Regions from separate parts of the Homo sapiens genome. Here region 2 is linked to region 1. Evidence: chromatin loops called from intact Hi-C (ENCODE). Cell type or tissue: GM12878. All regions are shown on one strand.

What was found. Peaks named below come from ENCODE experiments on the same cell type or tissue, not always from the same donor. Only the 100,000 strongest peaks of a DNase experiment are listed, where the experiment ranks them.
Region 2: a loop joins it to region 1, with 2.8 times the contacts of the local background. A loop is called at or near these places in 2 of 110 quality-filtered maps.

Annotation. Positions count from the first base shown.
Region 1 is chr1:152,621,117-152,626,116 of GRCh38, forward strand. It overlaps LCE3A (late cornified envelope 3A), which reads right to left and starts at 1,987. Exons shown (of 1, transcript NM_178431.1): 1 at 1,718-1,987. The coding sequence starts at 1,987. The coding sequence ends at 1,718. In GM12878, a CTCF peak has its summit at 2,319 (motif pointing left); no DNase peak of the experiment used is centred here.
Region 2 is chr1:152,492,909-152,497,908 of GRCh38, forward strand. No RefSeq gene overlaps it. Among named protein-coding and RNA genes, the nearest start is that of LCE5A, 15 kb to the right of the region's middle. In GM12878, CTCF peaks have their summits at 2,367 (motif pointing right) and 4,573 (motif pointing right); a DNase peak (open chromatin) is centred at 2,316.

The DNA.
Region 1 (5,000 bases):
CTCTGCCAGGAAACCTTCTGCCCAGGGACTCCTGGCTCTTGGGTCCCATTAGTTCCTCTTAGTCACTTTAGCTAGGCCATCACAGGACCATCAAAGGTCATTTTGCAGGCCAGAAACCTCACCCAACACCCACAAATGATACTAGTGACAATGTCTGGACACTTCACTCTTGTCAGGGAAACAGGGGGTTACCATCCAAAGGATAAGTCCCATGGACTTCCCACACACTTATGTAACAGTCCATATCATTCCAGCTCATAAGTGGATTGCTGACTTGTCAGTCGGCATCTCAAGGATGGGAATCATATTTCACACATTTCTGAGTCCTTTGTGTCAACATATATCTGAACTGTGTCCTCAATTCCTGTTGTTTGAATGAATTAATTAATGAATAAAATAGTATAGACAATTAGTTTTCAACAGTCTTGATAATCAAGGCCAGATATTTGGGTGTTACAGGGACTTCCTGGTTCCCTTCTATCAGAAAACATCTGGGCATCTACTGAATAATTATTGAATTTCCTACTGAGGGGCTAGAGTTTGAAGAGCTGTTACTTGGAGTAGAGTCCATCACTATCATCACTCTCCATGTCCCATCTCCTTTTTTTCTGATTCTAAATCAAAGTAGGAGGAGAAAATACCTTGATCAGCAAACATTCTGAGCCAATTCATCCCTGCCCAAGGCCCTGTTTCCCTGCTGCCCTTAGGTTAGCAAAAACGTGAGCTTAGGGTCATAGGGTCAGGGTCTGAGAAAGACGGTGAGGGACAAGGGGAGACAGATAGGTAGATAGAGATAGATAGATAGATAGATAGATAGATAGATAGATAGATAGATAGATAGATAGAAAACAATGATTTACTTTTTCATTTCTTCCAGGGATCACTGAGCTGAGATGTCCTGAAAGGAAAAACTAACAGCACTGTCAGCCCCCTCCCAAGTGCCTAACCCTCAAGTATCCTTTTGGTTGTTTGCTGCCAGTCTATTTCTGTTGTGGTTCCAGCTCTGCAGGAAGCTGCTACCGGAGTCACCATGGGCCCACAGATCCCACTGACATGCCCAACAGAGCATTCTGGAGGCTCCAGTTGCTGCCACAGCTCTGGGGGCTGCTGTGGTCCTGGGTCATGAAGACTACAGAGTATCAGAGTTGGAGGAACCAGAGGACCAAGGACCTGCTCCCATCTGGAGCTTCTCTTCTTCTCTGCCATCTAGGGCTGAGCTACCAAAGTGTTTTCGGAAGGATCTGAACGGGCCCAGTAAGCTCATTCCCTTTGTTTTCCAGAGCTCTGTGTTTATTTCCAACTCATGCTTCTGTCCTTGACCTTGTGAAAGACTGCTCACCTCATTCCCACACTAATATACAACCCCCCTAAAAGGGTTTTGTGAGTTGAGGGGTGTATGACCCACTTGTGTCTGTTCCTAAGATAGGCCTATGTACCCAATGTGGGGCAGCCCCTGTAAGGCAAAGACGGGAACGCACTGGACAGAGCTTGCAACGAGAAAGCACAGCTTTATTCTTCACAGCACAGGGATATTAAAGAAGGAGGGAAAACACTAAGACCAGCAGGATAAATCCCCTGGGGGAGTACTTGAAACTCATCAAGGAACATCTCAGTAGGAAAGAGGAGACAGGAGCAAAGAAGCACCAGGCTAGGGCTGGTTCCAGTCATTTTGGCACTTTCTTTTCTCAAATATTTTTACTTAATCTCGTGGCTCAGGTCAGCAGCAGCCCGCAGAACTGTGGCCACAGCTGGAGCTCCCGCCTTGCTGACCACTTCCCCTGTCACAGGAGTTGGAGCTCTGGCAACGGCAACGGTGAGACCTGCGGCATCTGTGGTGACTCAGGCAGCAGCTGCGCTCGGAGCTGGGCCCACAGCCCCCAGAGCTTGGGGCACAGCTGGAGGAAGCTGGAGGCAGACACTGTGCTGGGCTCTTTGCAGGGCACTTGGGCGGAGGCTGGCACTGCTGCTGGTTCTGCTGGCAGGACATCTAGGCAGGAGGTCAGGGAGCCTGGGCAAAATAAAAGCAAAGCAAAATACGTGTCAATGCAGGTTTCAGGCCAGGGCCTCCTCATGCTTTGGTTTAATTGTGGATCCCTTCCCCTAAACTCAGTCTGCCCTCCAGCTAAGACCTGGGGAAGGGGAATGCAAACGGATCTGAAGTTAAACCGGCCTGATACTGCCCCTTCCTCCGGCCCTCTCCCCTGCCTGGGAGGCAGCTGACACTCCTGGGTGGGCCTCTGGGGCTCCTGCGCACGCCCTGCGGGGCCTGTCACACCTCCGGACCCGATGCGAACAGCTCCCCCTGCAGGCGTCCCGTGAACACAACGCCCATGACCCTCCAGGGTGGCGTCTCTCTGGACGCCTGTGAGCGCAGGGTGTGAGGAGGCAACGCATCTCTGCGCACATGAGGAAAAGGGGGTTCAGAGGTCGCAGCATCGCGGAGCCCCTGAAGTGGCTCGCAGACTTGTCTGTCTTCCTCACTATCCCGCCCATCTCCCATCCCAGTCCCAGCCGGCCACCCACCACAGCCTCTCTGCCGCCTCCACCGTGTCTGCCTCCTCCCCTCTCCTTGTTGAAGCACAGACGTGTTTGCGCAGCCCTTTCAGCCCAGGTCCTCTCGCCAGCTGGACGCTCACCTGGTTTGGTGGAGGCAGGAGAAGGTTCTTCCTGAGGTGATTGTGGACTGAGGAACCCAGGGCCTCAGCCCTTTTATCCTGGGTATTATGATGCACAGCCCAACTATGTGTCCTCCTTTGCTCCCCAAAGGGAGGGGAAGCACCACACACTCCCAAGGACCAGGCTTTCAGCATATTCTTAAGGCGCATATTTTGAGGAATGACAAAAGGGAAGCAGGAAATCTCGATGACGGTCCAATTATCCACCGTTCAGGCCCTCTGGCTGCTGTTCCACTTTTTTTTCTTCATTCAGCTCACATGCTCTGAAGCCAGGGTACGTCCTTTGTGGGGCCTGGTAATATGGGGACAAACAGAACACATTTCTCCCCTTGACTAGCTCACAGCTTTTCAGAAGGCCAGATGGACAACTGAGCAATTAAATCACATCCTATGTGCTAAGCGACGCAGCACAAGTGTGCACAAACATGGCAGGCTGGGGTCACTGCCTTTGGGTGTCAGTCCCCATTGCTTTGTGGATTCCTTTACATAGGTGATGGAATCAGCCCCTGTGTCCTGAGATGTTGGCTGCACTGAGCTCACTGGACCTGGGTTGAGTAAGGGGTGGAAGAATGGAGCTGGGGCCATGGCTTGAGAGGTAGTGTCTTCAGGGAATATCATGGCATCTTAAAGGTGGCATTGGGCACTGTGGGGGCAGAGGGGTAGAGTGGAGGGAGGTGCAGATGGTATAAAAATGTGACCTCCATCTGTGGGATCAACAGAAATCACACTTAATGGGAAAAAAGGGGCATCCGTTTTTGGCTGTCTGTGAAATGTGCAAGGCTGAATTTAATCCTATATATTATGTTAGTAATTCATTAAAATTTCTTTGAATTTGTTGATAATGATGAGGTTGATGGGGTTGTATGCATTTCACTTAATGAATACCTGTGATAATGCTTGAAGTTTGTATATGATGAATTCATAAAAATGGAATATTATTTACTATTTGGTTTTAGTTATATCAGTGATAAATTTATCAGTGAATTCATCTCTAATAATACAATACAATATGCCATAGCCTCTAAATAAAAACCACTGTAATGAATTTTAAAATAATCTTTATTATACTATATATTCTTCCAAGGAAAATAATCACAATTGAGACAATATTAAGTTTCTAATAATCATGAATTTAAATTATATTGTAATTTTAAGCAAAATGTTATTTTGATCAGAGTATATGAAAGCCTGAAGATGCTTGTTCTTTGGTACAAAATACACTGCTAGAGGATATTAGTTCCTTCTTCCCCTTTGCCTATCACTCCACTTTGAACAAACTGCAATACCATGCATTCTTTTAAGAGTTCTATGAGGTCAGGAGTTCAAGACCAGCCTGTTCAACACGGCAAAACCCCGTCTCTACTAAAAATACAAAAATTAGCTGGGTGTGGTGGTGGGCATCTGTAATCCTAGCTACTCGGGAGGCTGAGGCAGGAGAATCGCTTGAGCTGGGGAGGCAGAGGTTGCAATGAGCTGAGATCGCGCAACTGCACTCCAGCTTGGGTGACAGAGCAAGACTGTCTCAAAAAAAAAAAATAGTTCTGCAGAATTATGAATGGAAGAGTGGGAATTCCTGGTGGAAAGCTGGTGAAAGGCTAGGACAGGTGTGCCAGAAGCATGTTTTTAGGAACATGCTGAATGGGGTCCTCAAGGCTTTGTTAAGTTTTAGTGTCAGAGCTATGCTGGAAGTAACTTTGCCCTTATATCCTTAAGTACTCCTACTTCCTTCCCTCAGAGGATATAATAATAAAAAGAGACAATTGCAAAGGATGTGAATGGGCACTTTTGAAATGCCACACTGGGTGTTGTGAATGAGAAGAGCGTAAAGGAAACATAGATCTCTTCGCACTGCTGCACTGACTTTGCTGGTGGAATGGGTGTGAGAGAAGGACAGGAGGGGATCACCTTGAGGGAAGCATGCTGTTAGTGAAATCTGGGCCTCCTGCAGACTTAATCCTTGTCTGAACCAAATGCCTTTTCCAGACACAGCCCAAAAGGTTGAGGAGAATGGGCTGTGATACCTTCAGAGCAGGGAAAGTACTTATCTCTTGAATTGTTGGTTCACCTAATGCTCTTCTTCTGAGACTGCCAGGCCCAGATCAGCAGCAGTCCTACTGACCTGTGGCAGCAACGGAAGCTCCCACCACTGACCACTGCAATACCATGACCATAGGTAGTAACACTGGTGGGATCAGCTCAGGCATCTGAGCTGCTCCTAGAGCTGGAGCCATGGTGAGATGAGCCTGGAAGAGGACTTGGAGCTGGTCAAAGGTAGTCACTTTAGAACGCACTTGGTGAATTACTTAGGAGTGAAGCACTTGATAG
Region 2 (5,000 bases), 130 kb before region 1:
TTTAAGGAAAGTAACCACTAGGTGCATTCTCTGGGTGGAGAGGTTCACTATTTAATGAGGGTAGCAATCATACATGTGATTAGAAATAACTTCTGACAATAATGACAAAAATGGCTCTTGGAGAAAACATATTGAAGGTTTGCACTTTATATTTTACAGATGGAAAATTATTTATTTATTTATCAACTCAGATACTTAAAACCCTATATTAAATCTCTTTACTGTGCCTTAATGAAGTCTCTGGCAGATTTTATAGCTTTCTGGTCACTTTCAGGGCTTAAAGACTTCAGTCCAGCACAATTTAAAAGATTTCTCTGCTCTGTCAGCTCAGACCTAAACCAGGTCCTGGGAATCTGCATTGGCAAGCAGTGGGTGGTCTGATCTACTTTCCTGCGTTGTTTCTCCTTCTCTGTCTTGTTCACATGGGGTTTGTTTTGGATATATTCCTTTTTCCCATATATTGGGGTCTCAGTGGATAGTTTGGATGGGTGCTGCAGACTTTATAATCAGTAATATCTCTCTCTGTCCCTCCCCGCAAGTAGTGCCCACTGTTTATTGTCCCCATCTTTAGGTCCCTGTGTTCTAAATGTTCAGCACACATAAATAAGAACATGTGTTATTTGGTTTTCTGTTCCTGTGTTAATTCGCTTAGGATGATGGCATGAGTTGAAAAACTACCTGTTGGGTACAATGCTCACTACCTGGGTGACAGGACCTATACCCAATCAGGGACGCCTCCCCAAATCCAGGGCACATGGCAAGCTCTTTCCAGCATCCCCTCACTGTTCTGTATGCTGGCAGTCAACCCAGCACAGCTGAACATCTCTCTTTCCACAGCACATCAAGCATCCGAATGAGATACAATACATCATCTCACTTTCCTGCAGAGACCCCCAATATCTCAGAGTGATTTTCTTATGGACTCTTTGCTTGGCTTGAAAAGTGGGAAAAACAAACTCTCCTTACTCACAAGGGGAGAAAAGGGGAAAATGCCACAGCTATTATCCCAAAGATATAAATTCCTTACTCCAAGAAACAATCTATTTCAAAGAATGCTTCTAGAATGTCTAGGCCAGTCTATATATATAGGCTGATTAGATGTGTCAGTGATGATCATAGGACTGGTTCTGCTTTTTTTTTTTTCTTTTTTTTTTTTTTTTGAGACAGAGTCTTGCTCTGTTGCCCAGGCAACAGAGTTCAGTGGTGCGATCTTGGCTCACTGCAGCCTCCACCTCCCAGGTTCAAGCGATTCTCCTGCCTCAGCCTCCCTAGTAGCTTGGATTACAGGCATGCAGCACCACGCTCAGCTAATTTTTGTGTTTTTAGTAGAGGCAGGGTTTCACTATGTTGGCCAGGCCGGTCTCGAAATCCTGACCTCAAATGATCCACCCACTTTGGCCTCTCAAAGTGCTGGAATTACAGGCCTTAGCCACCCCACCCGGCCAGTTCTGCTCTTTTATAGTATGCTGGAGGCATACCAGGGAACTCCTTGTTGCAGAATGTTGGGGTACTGTGGAGAGGGAGTGTGACAGGGTTAATTTCCTGGACCTCAGGATGCAGAAGCTTCAAAGCCCATCCTCTGAAAGCTGCCTAGTCCTCACTTCCCCCCTGAGGCCTTGGTGTAATCTCTATCCACCCTCCAAAGTCAGCTGAATCCTTAATGAGGTGGGCATGGGTGGGGGGGGGGTCTTAGTTTATTTCCACCCATCTCCATCTTTGTCCCCCTCTTCATGGGTATCTGTGATGGTACAGGGCTTACGTTTGGTTCCTGAGGGAGGCTACTCCTCTTATCTGTTATTATAGGCTGAATTGTGTCCTCCCAAAATTCATATGTTAAAGTCCCAAGCCCAGGACCTCAGAAAGTGACCATATTTGGAGACAGGGTATTTAAAGAGGGAGTTAAGTTAAAATGAAGTCATCAGGTGTGGGCCCTAATCCAATATGGCTGGTGTCCATATATGAAGAGAAAATTAGAACACAGACATGCACAGAGGGAAGACCAAGTGAGGACACAAGCAGAAGATGGATGTCTGTAAGCTAAGGAGAGAAGAAACAAAGCCCATCAACTCTCGATGTAAGACTTCTGGGATCCAGAATTGAGAGAAAATGAATTTCTGTTGTTTAAACCACTTTGTGACACTTGGTTTTGGCAGCCTTAGCAAACTAACACATCTGTCTTCCAAGGGTTTCCATGTCCAACATTTTCTCCAACTCTGCTCCTATTATTTCTTATTTCACAGCCGTGTCACACACTTGTCCAAGTCTCTTGAGTAAGGCTGTAAACCCTTGGATTAGGGTTTTAGCACTTCTGTGCACTGAGGGAGAGGTGGAGCATCCAATTTGCCTTACACACATGGGACGGTAGGGGGCGACAGAATCAGAGGCAGGAGTTTAGAAATGGCAGTAAATCCTGGAGATTTTGCTGGGCTACAGTAATGAGGATAGGCGAAGAGCAGGAAGCTGCTGCAGAGGTCACAGCAAATCCCTTTTTCTTTCAAGACCTGATGGGATGCTGTCAATCCCAAGTAATCAGAGTCAACTGTGTTTTCCTCTATGAAGCATGGAACTCTGGTCTGCTTTTTATGTGGTGTATCTGGTTAACATAGCAAAACTTATATGTGATTATTATGTGTCAGGTACTATTTAAAGTGCTTTAATAAATTTCTATATTGTAAATAATATTTTAATTTCATACTTTATTTTTATTATATCTTATATAAATTAACACACACACATACAGCCTAAGCCAGGTTTGTCCCTATAAAATATTTATTCTATTTTATCACACACACACACACACACACACACACACACACACACCCCAACAACCCAGTTAATTGACCTTCTTATTGTCCTTATTTTATAGAAACCAAGTTCTTTCCAGATAAGGTAAGTATCTTGCCCAAAGTTGAGTTGGGGGCAAGGCGCAGTGGCTCACGTCTGTAATCCCAGCACTTTGGGAGGCCAAGGCAGGCAGATCGCTTGAGCCCAGGAGTTGGAGACCAGCCTGGGCAACATGGTGAAACCCCACCTCTACAAAAAATACAAAAAAATTTATCCAGGTGTGTTTGTGTGCACCTATAGTCCCAGCTACTAGGGAGGCTGAGGCTGGAGGTTCACCTGAGCCCAGAAAGTCGAGGCTGCAGTGAGTCATGACTGCACCACTGCACTCCAGCCTGGGTGACAGAGTGAGACATTGTCTCAAAAGAAAGTAAAAAATAGGCAGGGCGCCGTGGCTCACGGCTGTAATCCCAGCATTTTGGGAGGCTGAGGCGGGCGGATCACGAGGTCAGGAGATCGAGACCATCTTGGCTAGTCTTGGAGAGTGGTGAAACCCCGTCTCCACTAAAAATACAAAAAATTAGCCGGGCGTGGTGGCAGGCACCTGTAGTCCCAGGTACTTGGGAGGCTGGGGCAGGAGAATGACGTGAACCCGGGAGGTGGAGCTTGCAGTGAGCCGAGGTCGCGCCACTGCACTCCAGCCTGGGCCACAGAGCGAGACTCCATCTCAAAGAAAAAAAAAAAGAAAGTACAAAAACTGAGTTAGGGCTCAAACCCACACACTGGCTCCCGAGTCTGTGCTCTTCACCTCTGGCTGTGTAGCTCCCTTGTGTGTGTCCTGACTTCCATGTCCAGCTTGTATGTTCCTATGTGGCAGGGAGTGTGTCTTGCCCATTTTCATGTCCATTCCTTTAGTCTTTCTTTCCTCACTCAGCCTTGTTCTTGGTGTTTGGGAGACATTTGAAGCTTAATAAATATTTGCTGAGTTATTGACCTCTCTTCTCATTTCACAGTCAAAAACTTAAGGTTCAAATCCAAGGCCCCCAAACATCTTGACTCCTATAGTTATTGCAAGGACTGACAGGGTGAGGTTCTGTGATGTTTCAGTCCCAAGGAAGCAGGGACCTATTTTAATAGAGATTCCTTGAGTTTTCTTTTAAGATTCCAACTTCGGCCGGGCGCGGTGGCTCATGCCTGTAAACCCAGCACTTTGGGAGGCCAAGGCGGGCAGATCACGAGGTCAGGAGATCGAGACCCTCCCTGCCAACATGATGAAACCCCGTCTCTATGAAAAATACATGAAAATGGGTTTGATGGTACATGCCTGTAATCCCAGCTCTTCGGGAGGCTGAGGAAGGAGAATTGCTTGAACCAGGGAGTCAGAGGTTGCAGTGAGCCAAGATCACGCCACTGCACTCCAGCCTGGCAACAGAGTGAGACTCCATCTCAAAAAAAAAAAGAAAAACAGATTCCGTCTTCAATAGGTCTTGTCTACTTCACATCTCTGACATTATTTAAGCTAACTCTATGAAGTATGCTGCGTCACTATTATAAAAGGAAGAGGTTAAGGAGGGGGAAAGAAACACACATTGAATGACTTCCCTGTGTCAGGCTCCGTGCTAGTAAGTTTAGATTTGCAGTCTAATTTATTCTCAGACCAATCCCCAAATATTAGGCAGTATTTTTTCCATCATTACAGATATAGAAACTGAGGCTGAGAGAGGTTAAATAACTTCCCTGAGACCACAGGCCAGAGAATCAAAAGGATTTTCCTACCACACCACCAGGGGGTGTCTCAACAAGAGTGACAACTCAGCGAGCCTGAGTCTGGGCTCTGGGAGATTTAGGATTTGTGTTTGTACTTAGGCTGTTCAGAAAGTGACCTGGGGTGACTTCACTGGACAGCCCTGAATGAAGACCAAAATTCCTCTCAACTCCAAGAGTCCTGGGAGAGCAGGTTTACATCCCTCATCCCTAGTTTCCCCCTTGTCATATGGGACAGGATTGCTGTCCCTTGAGGGACCTCTCCAGCTGGCGAAGGGTCTTCTCTAGCTCCACTGAGAGTTGCAGCATCTGTGGTTTTCTTAAGGGGCTGAAATTCAGCAGACATGGGTTCTGGGCCTGCTACTTTCTAGCCATGTGGCTGAAGGCCAGCTGCATCTCTGTTCTGGCTCTGGGTCTCCGTTCTCTGATCTGGGGAGAAATCGACCCTGACCACT